Regions from separate parts of the Homo sapiens genome. Here region 2 is linked to region 1. A link is a loop called in an ENCODE intact Hi-C map of the cell type or tissue named here. Cell type or tissue: K562. All regions are shown on one strand.

The links. Peaks named below come from ENCODE experiments on the same cell type or tissue, not always from the same donor. Only the 100,000 strongest peaks of a DNase experiment are listed, where the experiment ranks them.
Region 2: a loop joins it to region 1, with 5 times the contacts of the local background. A loop is called at or near these places in 1 of 110 quality-filtered maps.

The regions. Positions count from the first base shown.
Region 1 is chrX:47,674,639-47,677,138 of GRCh38, reverse strand. No RefSeq gene overlaps it. Among named protein-coding and RNA genes, the nearest start is that of UXT, 17 kb to the right of the region's middle. In K562, no CTCF peak of the experiment used is centred here; a DNase peak (open chromatin) is centred at 1,008.
Region 2 is chrX:47,796,278-47,798,777 of GRCh38, reverse strand. No RefSeq gene overlaps it. Among named protein-coding and RNA genes, the nearest start is that of ZNF81, 39 kb to the left of the region's middle. In K562, no CTCF peak of the experiment used is centred here; no DNase peak of the experiment used is centred here.

The DNA.
Region 1 (2,500 bases):
TTTTAACATTAAAGCCTTAAAAAATTTCAGAACATACTAGAATGGGATATGACTTATTCTTTCAGTTGGTTATAGAAAAATAAAACAAAAAAATTATTCCTGTTACGTAATGTAAGGTAACTAAGAAATAAGTAGTGCAGTAAGCTTAAAGTGATGTCTATTTATGTAAGTGTGAATATATTTTAAACACCATCTGACTATGTTTGTCAAGTTACACCAATGGATTAACCACAGATGTCCATGGTAAGGATGCAATATTTCATCTGCTATGAGGGATATTGTATTAGTCCATTTTCACGCTGCTATAAAGAACTGCCTGAGACTGGGTGATTTATAAAGGAAAGAGGTTTAAATAACTCACAGCTCAGCATGGCTGGGAAGGCCTCAGAAAACTTGCAATTATGGCAGAAGGCAAAGGGGAAGCAAGGCACTGTCTTCACGAGGCGGCAGGAAGGAGAAGTGCCAAGTGAAAGGGGAAGATCCCCTTATAAAACCATCAGATCTCGTGAGAACTCACTCACTATCATGAAAACAGCATGGAGGAAACTGCCTCCATGATTCAATTCAATTACCTCCACCTGGTCTCTCCCTTGACACGTGGGGATTATGGGGATTACAATTCAAGATAAGATTTGGGTGGGGAACACAAAGCCTAATTCTAAGAATTAAAGAAAGAGGAAAGAAACATGAAAGGTGGCTCAACAGTCAAGGACAGGTTTATTTTAGAGAAAACAAACCTGACAGGGGATTCTGGCCAAGTTAGATCAGAGCCCACTCTCTTACAGACTAAGAGTTTTTAAAGATTTAGGGTGGGAGAGTTTATCAGAGGCTTGGACTGCTTCTGTGTCTCTTCATTTTGCTTATCTGGGAGGGAGAGTTTTGTGTCTGTTCCCATACATCTTCCTGCAGCTGCAGGCATACCCCCCCAGTCTACTTTTAGCTTCCCTATCTTAGTGCACCTGAAGGGAAAGGAATGTGCTTAGTAAGGCCCACTGTTTCACTGGGGTCCATTGTATGAGGGTGAAGTTCGGCAGTTACCCAGGAGACTTCCCCCCCGCCTCCCTCTGTGCCTGAGCTGTCTTATCTGTGTTTTACTGTCTGCTCTTTTCTGGCTGCTTGTAGTTAGAAAAGAAGTGATTTCCTTGAAATGCATGAGGCTAGAAAGGGAGCTTGAACTTAGAGTGGCGGTGTTTGTCCAAGATGACGGTGCTCCTGCTCTGTCATTAACCATATCAGATATTAAAGAAGAAACACATTTTTTTCTAGAAGTGAGGAAAGAATATTAAACAAAAGTGATAGGCAAAAAAGACAGAGAACGTCATCACTGAAATAAGGGCACCATTAATAGGGAGAGCAATAATAGTACTCACTTATTGCTGCTTCAAACCATTATCTTCTATTGTTGGGAATAATGCAATAACCATTCTTATGTGTCACAATCATCACATATATACAAATACACATGTGAAAATACAGATACTGCATGGTGACTAAGCATGTTTGGAATAAATCAAGAGTCTAAGTCACGACATACATAAATCATTTATATCTAAACTGCTAATTCAAGACAGGCAGCGTGGTGTAATGGTTAAGAACATGAATGCTGGAGCCAGATATGTATTCAAATCCTGCCCCTTAATGGTTTCTCAGATATGGCACAAAAAGTACACATAAAGAACCCTTACACTTTGCTAAAACAAAATAAATAAATAACCCAACTAAAAAATGGGCAAAGGCTGGGAGCAGTGGCTCACGCCTGTAATCCCAGCACTTTGGGAGGCTGAAGCGGGCGGATCACCTGAGGTCAGGAGTTTGAAACCAGCCTGGCCAATATGGCAAAACCCCATCTCTACTAAAAATACAAAAATTGCCCAGGCGTGGTGGTGCATGCCTGTAATCCTAGCTACTTGGGAGGCTGAGGCAGGAGAATGGCTTGAACCAGGGAGGCGGAGGTTGCAGTAAGCCGAGATTGCGCCACTGCACTCCAGCCTGAGCAACAGAGCAAGACTCCGTCTTAAAAAATAAACAAACAAATAAATAAATAAATATACTGCTAATTCATACTGGTACACATTTTTGTGAAACATACTAACACTTTTTAAGTGATGCAATCAAAACTCTAGTTACAAGGAAGGGAGAGACATCTGGAAAGGTTGACTAAGGAGCTTGGCAATCCTCTCCACAAAACGCCATGACAAAAGTGGACAAAATTGCCAAAAACAACCAGTTAAAGACTCTGGAAATTTACCAAGGTAATATAACAAATTGGGAAGTGGTTATTCAAGAAAAACTACTGAGGCTTGGAAGCAGAGCAAGATGGCCAAATAGAAGCTTCCACTGATTGTCCCCCGACAGGAACACCAAATTGAACAACTACACACACAGAAAACCACCTTCATAAGAACCAAAAAGCAGGTAAGCAGTCACAGTACTTGGTTTTAATATTATTTTAAGGAAAGAGGCACTAAAGAAGGTAGGAAAGACAGTCTTGAATCACCTA
Region 2 (2,500 bases), 120 kb before region 1:
GACAATATCATCTGTAAGTCTGGGTACTCATGAGTATTTCCAAATCCAAATAGATCAGTTCCATTCTGACTTCCAATGTCTATGTCCCCTTTCAGCAGCTTATCCAGAGACCTGCGTGTTTCAGTGGACTGTATAATGTAGTTGATGGAGGAGAGGGGGGATGTGGAGGGTTCAGCCCCATGGCCTAGAGGAGAAGGGAGGCAGCTCCCTGCTGATTCTAGACTCTGCAAGGTATCCCCTCACTTGTACATCCTCACTTCCCCAACTCTGACTTCATAGATCCCTTTTCTTCTCTACAAAAGAACCAGAAAAGACCTGGTCTCTGCTAAGTCATCATTTGTTTCTTTGTTTAGTTATTGCTTCCATTTACCATTGGATTTAGGAGGTTTATAATAATCAGAATAGTAACATGAATACATGTGAATCTATAATATGATCAGGGAAAACACAGACAATGTTGACACAGTCAACAACAGAGCATCAGTGGACTGTAAATATTCATGCAGTGTTGAATGAATTTTAGTAACATAGATACGAAACAGGTTCACTGTGCACTGATTACCAACTTCTCTGAGTCCAGTGGGACAGAACATCCACACACACACAAGTTACATGAATCAGGTTTATTACTTACAGACAGGCAGCAAGGGACAATGGAAGCCTAGGAATCATTATGAGCGGGTCCCCTGAGGCTCAGGAAAGCTGCCAGAGAAGGAAGGAGTCTTGTCTGTGTATGCCTCACTTGCCCCACAGCTGAGGGACCCCAGAAAGCAACTCACCCTGGGTTTTGTACCCTGGGGGATACATGACTTGCTGTCCTGGAGAACTGAAGGACATCTTGTTTCTAGGCATGACTGGAACAGAGCCCCAGCTGTTCCAGCCAGTCCCTGCCTATTTCAAGATGTTGCCTTCCCAGAATGTTCTACAGTTATCTTGAGAACTGCAAGTGAGAAAAGAGGGAGAACCGGGTCAGTCCAAGACCACCCAGAGAAGTGTCCTGCAATAGTTATTAAAATTAAACTATAAAGTTGTGTTCTTTGTGGCAGATATAGAATGAAAGAAATATAAGCAATTATATAATTTACATTTAATTGTCACAAGGACAATGTGACAATTCCTCTATAGTAAAGACTCTCTGGATGGAGTTTTCAAAAGATTTTTGATAAATCTTCATATAAATTGATACATGGGGGTTCTGTTCATAATTATGCTATAACAACTAGTCACAGAACCCTATTATTAGGCTGACTATATGTTCAATATATGACTATATATTGACTAATATATAATGTTGTTATTTATAGCAATATAATAACTCTGGGTGGCCTTAGACTGACCCGGTTCTCCCTCTTTTCTCACTTGCAGTTCTCAAGATAACTGTAGAACATTCTGGGAAGGCAACATCTTGAAATAGGCAGGGACTGGCTGGAACACTGGGGCTCTGTTCCAGTCATGCCTAGAAACAAGATGTCCTTCAATTCTCCAGGACAGCAAGTCATGTATCCCCCAGGGTATAAATAACACTGTTATTTATAGCAACTCCATCACGTGTATAGTAGTAGTATGGCAGTCCCCCCTTATCCTCTGGGGATATGTTCCAAGGCCCCCAGTAAATGCTTGAAACCATGGATAGTACTGATTCCTACATATCCTGTGCATGAATGTCCTTTTCCTTCTTCACAATTTCATGGAAAATTCATTCTTACTGTAGATCTTAACAACCTCAGCATACAAGTTTTTTCTTTTATTAAGTCAAGAACTTTCACTTTTTCACTTACAAGAAGTACTTTATGGCTTCTCTTTGGCATATCCAAATTGACACCATCACTACTTTTGCACTTCAGGGCCATTATAAAGTAAAATAAGGGTGACTTGAAAACAAGCACTGTGATTCCACGGGAGTTGATTTGATAACTGACATGGCTACTAAGTGACTAACAGGCAGATAGGGTATACAGCATGGATGCACTGGACACAGGGATGATTCATGTCCCAGTCAGGATGGAGTGGGATGGTATAAGATTTCATCAACGTACTCAGAACAGTGCAAAATTTAAAACTCATGAATTGTTTATTTTTGGAATGTTCTATTTAATATTTTTGGACAGTGATTGGCCATGGGTAACTGAAACCACAGAAAATGAAACCATGGATAAGGGGAGACTACTGTATTGTGTTTGCTTCTGCTATCTTCTAGAGCAGGACTTGGCAAGCTTTGTCTGCAGGGCCAGATAATAAATATTTTAGGCTTTGTGTGTCATATGGTCTCTGTAGCAACTACTCAGTTCGGCTGTTGTAGCATGAGAGCAGCCATAGACTGTGTGTAAACAAATGAGGGTGGCTGCCTACCTCTGTTCTAGAGCATTCTTCAGAGGCAGCAAAAGGCCTAGGGTCAAAGCAAATCTCAGCAAATGTATTATAACAAGCAACCAAGAGTATTTGAGGACACACCTTTCTGATGGCCTGATTTCACACAAAGAGAAAAAGTTAAATTATATGT